Regions from separate parts of the Mus musculus genome. Here regions 1 and 2 are each linked to region 3. A link is a loop called in an ENCODE intact Hi-C map of the cell type or tissue named here. Cell type or tissue: heart. All regions are shown on one strand. Each heading gives the region's core, and the rest is flanking DNA. Links, peaks and the distances in the headings are about the cores only.

The links. Hi-C counts contacts between places; a loop is a spot of excess contacts. Peaks named below come from ENCODE experiments on the same cell type or tissue, not always from the same donor. Only the 100,000 strongest peaks of a DNase experiment are listed, where the experiment ranks them.
Region 1: a loop joins it to region 3, with 6 times the contacts of the local background. A loop is called at or near these places in 9 of 42 quality-filtered maps.
Region 2: a loop joins it to region 3, with 2.6 times the contacts of the local background. A loop is called at or near these places in 16 of 42 quality-filtered maps.

The regions. Positions count from the first base shown.
Region 1 is chr2:65,187,606-65,191,513 of GRCm38, reverse strand. The region is part of intron 1 of Cobll1 (Cobl-like 1); the gene reads left to right. Among named protein-coding and RNA genes, the nearest start is that of Gm13594, 44 kb to the left of the region's middle. In heart, for the core only: no CTCF peak of the experiment used is centred there; a DNase peak (open chromatin) is centred at 1,953; H3K27ac peaks cover 1,595 bases.
Region 2 is chr2:65,143,910-65,147,817 of GRCm38, reverse strand. The region is part of intron 2 of Cobll1 (Cobl-like 1); the gene reads left to right. It overlaps LOC115489595 (a small nuclear RNA gene), which reads right to left and starts at 3,904; the gene lies at 3,846-3,904. In heart, for the core only: a CTCF peak has its summit at 2,214 (motif pointing left); a DNase peak (open chromatin) is centred at 2,157; H3K27ac peaks cover 281 bases.
Region 3 is chr2:65,236,658-65,240,565 of GRCm38, reverse strand. It overlaps Cobll1 (Cobl-like 1), which reads left to right and starts at 1,775. Exons shown (of 14, transcript NM_177025.6): 1 at 1,775-2,203. The coding sequence starts at 2,127. Gm13594 (a long non-coding RNA gene) reads right to left here. Exons shown (of 2, transcript XR_001783320.2): 1 at 2,484-3,908; 2 at 370-1,060. In heart, for the core only: CTCF peaks have their summits at 1,172 and 1,741; DNase peaks (open chromatin) are centred at 1,865 and 2,615; H3K4me3 peaks cover 2,249 bases; H3K27ac peaks cover 2,152 bases.

The sequences.
Region 1 (3,908 bases), core at 729-3,228, 49 kb after region 3:
GGAGCCTTGGGTGTGTCTTCCAGTGGAATGTCTACTCCAAGAAGTGATTCCAGGATCTGGTGGGCCTGGAAGGGAGTCAGTCCGGGGCTGGAGCAGAACAGGTCACTTAATCTTCTCCCTAAATATTTATTTTAGTGCAGGGACATGTGAAGGGCAGTGTCTGCAGGCAGAGTTTATGCTCAAAAGTATTCTCTCTAGATCTAAAGCATAAGTAGAAAATTGTAAATATTTAAAGCTAGACATTTTATTTAGCCCGAAACCATTTACTAATACTTTTTTTTAAAGGTGAAAAACGTTTTCCTCCGCGGGACATGTAATGCTTAGGGCTCATTATAGATGCAATTTACACAAATGCTATATAATTGTTACCGCTCAGTGTGAATTTGAGGAAATCAAGGCTTGAAGATCTAGAAGTTGGCTCGAGCTTACTGAGTAATGGAGTCTTCATTTGGATTCCTTTGCCCTTGAGTTACTTGTTTCTTAATCACCACCCTATATTGAAACAGTAGCCACTTTTAATTATGTGATAGTTGAAGCCCCAACTTTGTTCTATGAGGAGCCAGTGGGGATTGGTTCTGGGCATGCTTCTACTTTCTTAAAGCCTCATTTGCTGTGTGTCTGTCAGGCTGTAGTTTCCTGAGTCCAGACAGGGTGACTTTAGAACCTATGAGAGCAAAGGAGCCCTCAAAATTAGCAGCGTGATAGGCTGTTTCATTCTTATGTTAAATGTTCTTATTATTTCTTGAGACATCATCTCACTGTGTCACTGAGGTAGGTCTTGAACTCCCGAACTCAAGGAATCCTCAGGGTCCTGGGTAGCTATAGTTAGAGCATGTGTGATACCAGGCAGTATGCTGACCTTTAAAAAATAAGTCCTTGAGCGTCAGGAGTTGAAGGAGGCTTTTGTCTGTTGTCTGCGTACTGGTTTTCTAACTTGAAGTGCATTAGAGAATGTCCATTACCTTGCTGGTAAACCATTTCAGGACTGGAGAATTCAGCTTACTGGACGAACTTTCCTTACTAGTAATCTCTCCCTTGGTTAGTTCTGACTTTTACTTTGGAGGTAGACTAAGTTGTTAGACATTACAACAAATCATCTTCTAGACTTTATGATTATATAATGAAATGGTTGAGAGCTGGGATTGTAGCTCAGTGGTGGAGTGTGTACATAGAGTGTTGGAGGGCCTGAGTTCCCGTCCCTGCATCACACACCATCAGTGTGCACCGCCCCCCCCCTCACACACACACACACATACACAGACACACAGAGACACACACACACACACAGACAGACACACACACACATCTTATACATAAAGGAGTTGCACACTCATTTGATCTATTTCATATTTTAATATGAATGTGTGTTTTCAACTTTCAGTTTCAGGAAATAAAGGGATGAACATACACTTTTAATATTTTTGTCTTTTTTGGTTTCTAGAGTTAGGGTCTCAGTACGTAGCTCTGGATGTCTTGGAACTATGCAGACCAGAGTGTCTTAGAACTCAAAGAAATTGGCTTGCTTCTCTCTCCCTAGTGCTGAGATTTAAGGCACAAGTCACTACTTGAGCTGATGCACACTTTTAAACGGAACAGAATTTCATGAGAAACTGTAAAAAGGCTGGCATCTTGGGGTAGAACGGTCTTTAGGAGCAGTGAAGCCAGGGCTATCATGTGCAGGGATGCCATTCCTGTAGCCAACCAGAGACATGACGCCTGTGCTAAGGTCAGCAGGTGGGAAGGCTGCTTCTCAAGTACAGTTAGGATCCTGAATCACAGAGGACCACAAAGGGGACTCTCGGTAGCTCAGATCCTGTTCATATAAAAACAGCATCTGCTTTGCAGCTTTTACACTCAGCAGTGACTGTACGGGGTTCCTCTCAGAGGCAGAGCACAGCGGCCTTGCTGAGATCATGTCCTTCCTGCTCTCTGGCCTGCAGATCTGCTTAGCAGAGCCCCGGGCGGAAGGGAACCTGGGCTGGGGAATACTCTGGGTTTTGGGTCTGTCGTTCAGGAAGGTACACAGGAAGGAAGCTGATGCTGGGGTTTACCCAATCCACTGTAAAAGTGTGATGAGATGTTTGCTGGTTTCCATAGCCACATTTCCTGACCTGTCTCGTCCCCAGCCATCATGAAAATGTCACCTTTGGTCCTTTTATTAGAGTCCCATCGTGCAGAAAGTTTACTCAGTTTCTGCTTTTCTGTATACTTAGGTGAAAAAGAACTCTTATCCATGCCATGGGTGTGTTCTCAGTGAAAACACATTAAATGTGATTAAGTTGTAACACTTAGCTTTAAGGTTTTTTTTTTTTTTTTTTTTTTTTTTTTTTAGCTTTAAGGTTTTTTGAGAAGCTGATTTTTACAGCACGTGGAAGGAGTTGAGGAATGCCAGGAAAAACTATATGTAATACATAACATTTTATATTATATCTTATATACTGTATTTGTGATTATATAATACCATAATTTAAATATATATGCATAATAAAAGTGGGCTACTCAGAATGATGCATTATATAGATACAATATATACTTACACATTTATATAACTTATCTGAATGGAATGAAACCTAGATGTGAACTTTGCTGGGGACTTTGATGAAAGAATTCTTTGAAGAGGCAGTTACAAGCTGATATTTTAGGTTCTGCAGAAACATGAGAAGGAAGGAAGTTGTTTCTAGGCTGGGTTTGTGGTTTTTTGGGGGATGTTTTTAGATCAAGTGCCTTCCTAACACGGCTTAGTCTCACTTAGTTTCTAGAGAGACGTTTTCCCTCAGTGGCCGGTGATGTCCTGTCCGCGCTCTGATTTCACTTCTGAGATTCCTCGTGTAGTTTCTATTTTCCTATCTCCCTAGCAGCTTTTCTATTTACTGCACAAGTGCTGGCTCCCAGCACACAACATAAGGGGCACAGGTGAATGGAATTCTTTGTTCTTGATTAATTACAAAGAGTATGTGTATTTTAATGTTTTTTTCCTTCATTTGTATTTTTATCTGCTTCATCTGTTTTTCTTACTGCTTTTGAATGTAGAAGAAGAAAGAAGAATGGTAAGCCTAAAATGAAAACAGAAGAAAACCAGGGCTGGGGTGGGAGTGGGGACCAGCTGACTGTTTTAGAAGCATTCAGAGTTGCATAGTTAACCAGTGAATGTCAAGTGTATGGAGATGTAGCTAGTGGTCTCAGCTGAGAGTCTCTCAGGTGCACTTGTTTTTTTGTTTTTTTGTTTTTTTAAACTGTGTCCTTATAAAAAGAAGAAATTGAAGAGAGACTATCTACAATTAGTCTTAACCTCTAAGTTTTGAAAAGAATTGACCTGTAGGCTCTAGGTGGATAGTTAAGTACTAACACATATTCTCACCTGGTTGGAAATTCAAATAGAAAGAAAGAAAGCTATAAATCAAGTCCTTTGAGAATCAATATATTAATCTAGAGATTAGATTGCTCTTGGGCTCTTGTCTTTCTTTCTTTTCTTTCTTTCTCTCTTTCTTCCTTTTTCTTTGTGTGTGTATATGTGTTTTGTTTTGCTGCTTTTCAGAAACTGTTTGTCTGACAACACCCTCTCTGCTTAGCCCAGAGTGAATGATGGCTATTTTGTATTTTGTGTGCTCTATTTTTGCTTTATGTCTACTCACTCTTGTGAACTGGGTATGAAAATCCCTGACTGACTGCCTTGGTGGGTGATGCCACTTGGCCAGCCACTGTTGCTTACTATTTTGCTTGCCAATCTACTATGAGCCTGGTGATTTTCCATCATCCCCCACATCCTCACCACCACCTCACCCACATTTTTCCTAGTCCTCTCTAACCTCTGCACTTATATGCTTTATTAAAATGGGGCTTGTCATATTCTAGTACTCTATTGCATGCAGTATGCATGTATTTATTTTCAATATTTGCCCCTGCAAACT
Region 2 (3,908 bases), core at 729-3,228, 93 kb after region 3:
AGATCAAAGCAGGAGGGCCCTGAAAGGAAGTGTCTCTAATTTAATTTTTTTTTTAAAAAAGTTGAAGGCTCAAGTTTTATGAGTTAGAAATTACTTGCTAGCAGGTTTTCATGTAGCAGCTTGCTTTTAATAGCTTTGTCACCCAGGAGCTGACTGTGTGTGGTCATTTTTATGAGCCTTTCAGTTAGAGGATTAATGAGTATTCTAACTGTTGATGACGTAGAGTGTGCTTTGGAGTGTCTTTGTATGATTCTGTGATATTTTTGAAAGACCTTGCTATGTATTTCAGAGTGTAGTGTGGGCTTCTCCAAGAGTAATTTGGGGGTACTACAGGAGTGTGGTGTGAGGAGTCCTTAAGGGTGTGATTAAAGCTGTCTTAACAAGTCCAGCTACTGATGAGCCATTGTTCTAAAAGTTGTTAATAAGCCCAAAAAACACAAATAGTAAAATATATTGTATTTATTAAAAGTGTGAACTAATGGAAAAATTACAGTATAACATTTTTGTAATTGTAAAAGGGAAAAAGATCCTACAGATTAATACAAGAATTCTGTGTAGGACTGAGAAAGTTAGTTTTAAATAAGCTGAAGTACAAGAGTGAGTTTTAGACAAATCAAAAACTCTGAGGGGTCTGTCTCTAGATTCTTTTTTGAGAATATCTTTTCTGAATTTGTCTAAATTATACTTGAATATTATTTTTAACCATTTATTTCTAACATTTTAAAAATTTATTTATTTTAGCTTATATGTATGAGTGTTTTGCTCACAGGTATATCTTAGTTCCATATACATGCCTGGTGCCTTTGGAGGTCAGGAAAGATTGTCCATAAGTCCTCTAGAACTGGAGTTGTGCACCGTTGTGAGCTGCTGCATGGGTACTGGGAATAAAGCCCTGGGCCTCTGCAAGAGCAACAAGTGTTCTTAACTGCTTATCCATCTTCTAGCCAGCAAACGTATTTTGATGGCATGATTGCCCATGCATTTGGTGCAGAAAACATTATTGGCATCAGAACGTAATACGTATGAAGAGTATATTTGTGCTTTACTTTTCAAAAGAATTTCTCTCCTAAAGTATACCTACCCTATCTGCGGGAAGATGTTTCAAGATCTCTTGTCACATTTCTGATACAAGAGTATGTCTGAAATGTTCCCTTCATGAACATGGGCATGTATAACTTTACCTGCAGAAGAATGCCTTTGTGTGTCCACTGGTTTTCCCTAGAGCTTATTCTGGTTTGGAACACAGTGACGTTGGGGCAGTAATCAATGATGCTAAGGGGAGAGCAAAGACACATTATCCTGACTTAGCATGGCAGCTTTAGTGAATACCGGAGTTTAGTGATGCCATGTCCATCTGTCTCTGCTATCTTCTCCCCTTGCTTATGTTGATGGTAGCTGTAGTCTGATTGAAAACTCTAGCCATTTCTGTCTGCAATAAAATAGCTTGGATGATGGAAGGAAGGAGGAACTAGAATATTTGTCTATAACATGTAGTGTGTGTGTGTGCACGCATGTGTGTTTGCGTGTGCATGCACTTGGGTGTATGCGCCTATGTGCAGGTATCCCACCGAGTTGCTCTTTTCACTGTTGCTGTCCTTAACTGCTCAAGTGAGCATGGGAGGCTGCTGCACTCAGGGATGAGATACCCTGGTGCTTGGGGAAAGTTCCTTTTTTGTTTTTGAGACAGTGTTTCAGTCTGTAAAACAAACTGATCTCTGCTCACATTCCTCCTGCAGCTGCCTCCCAGGAGAAAGTTCTATATCTTTAACCAAAATGTCCAGTTTGGGAGATTGATGAACGTTTCCCATTGAGGATGTGGCTGGGGGTGGGGGTGGGGTGGGGGGGCATCCTATGCTGTACTAGCAACCCTCTTCTTCAACAGGGAGGAAGGAAAGGCCACCGTGTATAACAAGCCTGGAGACAGCCCTTCATTATACAAGTAGACATTTGTTTTGATATGATTGAATCTTCGGATACCATGCCTGCCAACAAAGGCAACATTGCCCTTAAGTAGAAACCCCAGCATGAAAATTACACTTTGCTTCATAGCTTAGTGTGTGACCTCAAGGTTTTTGTGTTAAATAACCCAGAGATATTTCATATAAAACCTGTGGCCCTATTCCCTTGGTCAGTGCCACTAAGAGCAGTTCAGACTGGTACAGGGCGGATCAGCAGCCAACCCAGGAGTATTTACATGGAGTAGAGTGCCACCTATTGGAAGTGAGTAGACTAAGAAAAGTGACAGGCTACACCATTGTGAGTCAGTTTTTGTTAAAATGCGTATGGATCAGAATTAAAAACTTCACATTATAGTTGTACTTATTAAAAACTGCTAAATAGAGCCATGTTTGTCGCCAGTACTTGGGAGTCAGATGTTGGGGGATCAGAAGTTTGTAGGGGAATCAAAGTCACCTTCAGAGAAATAGCAAGTTTGTGGTCAACAGTTAACGAGACCCTGTCACCAAAGGACAAGCAAAACAACAACAAAGCAACCACCCAAACAAAAAACAGATGTTTTTCCAGGCTGGTTTGGTCAGTGTCTGAGTTAGGGTTTCCATTTTCACCGTAAAACACCATGACCAACAAAACGGCATAGGGAGGAACGGGTTTGTTTGACCTACAGTTCCGTATTACTGCTCATCATGAAAGGAAATCAGGACAGGAACTCAAGCTGGACAGGGACCTGGAGGCAGGAGCTGATGCAGGGGCCATGGAAGAGTACTACTGACTGGCTTGCTTCTCAAGGATGGCTTAGCCTGATTTCTTATAGAACCCCATAGAACTTCTACCATATGCTCAGGGATGACACCACCCACTACGAGCTGGGCCCTCCACCATCAGTCACTAATTAAGAAGATATCCTACAGGTTTACTGTACATCTTAACCTTTTATTGATTTTTTTGTTTTACCTCATGCATCCAAATCAGCTTGTCTCCTTGTCTCTATGTATCTGCTATCTGTCCTAGAATCCCCCCAAAACAAAACAAAACAAAAAAATAAAATACAAAGCATAAAAAAAAAAAATCTCATTGTGGATGTTGTAGTGTGTCATGGTGTGTCCCATAGCATTCCCTTTTGTCTATACATCTTTACCACTAGGTTCATTGCAATGAGTCTGGTTCAAGACCTCTGGCTTCTAATATAGCATCAATACTGGATCCTCCCAGGGACTCCTCAGATAACCTGTTGTTATGGAGATACTGCAGCTTTGGATCTGTGGGGCTGGCCCTTTCCTCTGCCCCAGTGGCTCATAGATGAGGAGGATGAGTGGGCCTGCAGCTGGGTCTTACCAAGGTATTTCCTTAATCAAGGCTCCCTCTTTTGACATGACGTTAGCTTGTTTCAACTTGACATAAAACCAGACAGCACAGTCAGAAACCCACTCCCTATTTGGTCCTTTTAATTCTTTACCATGGAGTGACTATAAATTCTGAGCTATAAATTCCCATAATGGAAGCTGAGTTAGTTGTCTTTGTAGGAGTCTTCACCAAAGACCAGCCTTGGCTTGGAGAGGGGTTCTGAGGAGGCAATATTTGAGAGCAGTGAAACAAACAACTCAAACCTAAATGGCAGGTGACAGCTGACAGCCAGCCTTGTAGTCTGCTCAAGAGGGCTCCCTAGACAGCTCTCTTACATAGCTCTGGGCTCTGTAGTTCCTCCAAATAAGTTTCTGCTCAAGACAGCTCTATGTAGAGATGGCTCTCTCATGCTAGAAAAAAAAAGTTCTAAAATCTCTCTGGATAGCTCAAGAATTTTCCCATAAAAGTCAGAAAAGCTGCTATAAAAATTCTTGGATATTTTAGGAATAATTCTAAAAGAGCTATGTTAGCTCTCTAAGTAATTCTTGGGATTTCTGACCAAGGTCAAAAATCCTCTTAGAAAAATTCTGAAAGAGGTACTCTAAATG
Region 3 (3,908 bases), core at 463-2,962:
AGTGTGTGGAAAGTATGACCCTGCCCGGTGCCCAAGAACAAAAGGATGTAAGGGAAAAGTGGTGTCATGAAAATTGCACTCAGCAGTTACGAAATGTTGTAAAAATCTCTTAAAGATTAGCCTAACTGGAATCCATAATAGTACTAGGATGCCATAAATCAAGGTTGAAACTAATTAAGTGCTTGATCCTGTGATTCAAAGTTATAAACTTTAAGTAGTTTCAGTGTTCCTTGCTATTTACAGCCTGTCTATGCAACAGCTGTAAATCTGCTTATCCATTTACGGTCAGAAAGGATTCATGAACTTGTCAAACCAGTGTTATTATTTAAAGTCTAAAATCCAGATCCATTTCAAACAATTGCCTCGTTATTAGTCAAATTATTTAAAAGCAACTTTTAATGATAGAGTTCTAACACAGTCATCGCAGAAGTCACCACGATCTTCACCTCCATTTCATATTCAAAGATGTACTGAGACCATATTCACCACAAGGGAGAGGAAAGAGACAAAATCCAATTATGTGGAGTAGTAGTTAGTACTTTTGGTTCCAGAAATTATTGGTGGTGGTTGTAATGAATGAGCAACAAAGAACCTTTAATTAAGCACGGGTTATAAATACTAGTTTAATTTTAATGTGAACCAAAAATGTTAAGTCCTTTGTTATCCTACATCATGTTTTTATGCCTACAGATTTGCCACTTGAGGTATCCATTTATATATTTTTAATTTAGCATTATTTCCTGATGTTCGCTTTTGGACTCATCAATATGATTTACTTTAAAACAGTTGGCAAGGGTCTAAGGGTAAGGAGACAATATGCACCCGGTTGTCAGGTGGCACGTCTCCTCTGAGAAGAACTCTTGCAGGAACCGAAACTACAAACAAGCAAGCACTGTCTGAGATTCCTTTATTCCTGTGAAACTTCCAGGAGGCCACTAAATCTCTGCTGTTCTTTCTTAGCTTATAGACTGTCATCATGAGAACGTCCAGTCCTCAAATCCCAGCTGTTGGCTGTTTACATCAAGAGAGGCATGTCTGGGAAGACTGGACGAGCTTAAACCTGCCAGGGATTAAAAAGATCACAATGTCAGAGGTGCCTTTTAAGGGCTAGCAACCGTAGGGGTCAGTAAGGTTAAAAAGAAAATCCTGCACTTCGAAGGTCAGACTGCAGGTGGTCAATCAGCAGGACTCGGTCCATGAGCTCTCCTCACTTCCGCTACAGCTTGGGTCCTCCCTGGGGTTTTGCTGGCCAGGTAGCCTCCCTGTCCGCCCACTCTTCCTCTTGGGTTCGCGAGGCTTCCCAAAGCTACTCAGTGTCAGTGGGGACTAAAACGAGCAGCCTAGACGCTTCCTCTCCACCGGCCTCCCCCGCGGTACCTAAAAGCCGCGTGCTCCGCGGAGGGGTGCGGGGTGGGGTAGGAAATTCCTCCTCGCTCCACGTCCCCGCCCGCTCGCCCTACCCGTCCCCTCTCCGGCTGGCTGCTCTGCTCGCTCCGATGCTGACCTCGTCACCCTCACTTCTGCAGAGCGAGGTGGCCGAGGCGGCTGCGAGCTCGGGGCTCCCGGCAGGGCCATGGGGCAGGGTGAGTTGGGGCGCGGGCGCGGCGGCCGGGGGCCGGCCGCTTTCCGCCGCGCGCTCGCTCCGGGCGTCCGAGCTAGCCGTGCGGGGGAGGAGCGGAGCCTGGACGGGCCGGGTCCCCTAAAGCGGGCAGTGGCTTGGGAAGGCGGGGGCGCTGTGGTTCGCAGCTCCTCCGGAAAAGTTTGCACGGGATTCAGTTGGTGCGCAGCGGGCCGCTGGAGCCCAAGCACTGCGGGCGTGGCGACCGTCCCGCGCCCGGTCCGCTCCTCCTCCTCCTTCACAGCCCGGGCTGCCGCGCGCCGCCCCTTCGCCCGGGACTGGCTGCGGGCTGCGGCCGGGGCGGGGACCTGTAGCCGTCGTCGCGGCGCCCTCGGGCAGGGACCGACCGGCAGGTGGAAGCGCCCCGGGGAGGCGGGGCCGCCCCTGGCTGCCGTGGGTCGAGGCGGGCTCTTGGCCCGGCCGCTCCCGCCCTGACCCGCCGGCCTCTCCCACCCTAGCAGTGACGCGCCGCCTCCGAGCCCGAGCCCGCGCCGCGGCCAGCAGCGCGATGGACCGCAGCGTCCCGGATCCCCTACCCCGCAGCGCGCCCCGCACCCCCGCCATGCAGCCCGCGGGCTCCGCAGGGTAAGTAAGCCTCCCTCCCGGCCGCCGAGGCCTCGCGCGCTTCACCTGCCCGAGGCGAGCTCCCCGCGGGGCCGCCGGGCTCCCGGGCCGACCCACACGCGGGCGGGAGACTGCGTCCTCCCGGACGAGTCGGGGTGGGGGGTTCGGTACTTTGGGCAAGCTTTCCGATCGGGGTTACGGAAGGCCAGGCGAATGGCAGGCGTTGGGTGAGGAGTCCCGGAGCAAAAGTGGTAACAAAGGGCCCCTTGTTGGGGCTCTGTAGCGGCGGGGGGGACGACACCTGTAAGCGCGCTCCGGGAAAGGAAGGAAAAGTTTCCACAGCCAAGCGCTCCAGCCCAGGAGGATGGTTTCTGTCAAGGTGACTGCAAGGAAGGGGCTTCCTGAAAGTCCACGGAGGGCGCAGCAAGGTGTGCCAGCTGTCAGCCCGGCTTGACAGTTCCGGGAGCAGGCGGGGTGCTCGCCTCTGACTGGGGGTGTGTGTGTGTATGTGCTTCTGGCCAATTGGTGATGCCAAAGCCGAGTGCGAAGTCAGTCGCATTGGCAAACACCTATACTTTTTTTTTTTTTTTTTTACCGTCACGTGTTTGAGGAGCGATTGGAAGGGAAGGGGCTGTCACATGGTGAGTTAATATTAAATGAAGCATGCCTTCCTGCCAAATATGCTAAACATCACTCTGTTAAACGTTTGGGTAAACAGTGGTGGGAACAGGTAGTCCTGCAAGGGCCAAGGAGAACTTGAGAATAACCTTTGTCGTAGTAAATGGTCAAGCTACACAACCCTGTCCTAGGTGAGACCGCCTCACTGCTGTCATGTAGCCTCTTTGCCATAAAGCACCCCCAGTTTCTCTTTTTCTTTGTTAATCAGAACCTAGAAATGCCTTAAGCAGAGTATGAAAATTCCGGAAATTGGAACATTAAGGAACAGGCGACTTTGTAAGCAATGAATGAAAGTCGTTCTTTTTTTTTTTTTTCCCCTGGTTTAAGAGTGAAGAAGTCATTTTTCCCTGGAACATGACAGGCGTTTCCTTAGGAGCAAGTCACAGCATGTTTATTCATCAGAGGCCATGCGAGCATTGGCAGTTGTCTAGAGGAAACATGGAAGAGTCTCAAGGCAACATGACTAATCTAACAGATATTTAGTGTAATGCTTACATAGAGGAAACATGCAGTGTATGAATTCGTTCTTTTTTCCTCTAAATTTCGATCTCCTCCATGCAAATATCCCCTATTGCTGTAGAGCGCTACTTTTTTCTTGGGGGGGCGGCTTTCCACCGTTTAGATACTAATGTGTCTCCTTCCATATATTTTTACCGTATGGAGAGTAAGTGTGTCGGTAGGATGAGGTAAAGCAAGGCCTGGAGACAGAGCTGTGGATTAATGTAAGTTAATGTCATACAAGCTTTCACACAAAACTGAATTAGACTCTCAGAAAACAGCAGAGAATTCCCGTGTGTGTCTGTGTAATACACTTACACAACACGCAGTCTCAGATGCTCAGGAATCGGTTCTTCTAAACAAAATAGGTGAGGCCGGAGAGCTCGGTGATGAAATATAGAGCTTTCTAGTGACAAGCCTAGAATACCCCGGGTTTTATGCTTGAGAACTTGGGGGCTAAACAAATGAGTTCCTTGAAAGTATGCATATATTTAATTGCTTGATGACTTTATTTATTTATTTATTTATTTGGCAGCGACTCCTTTAGGCT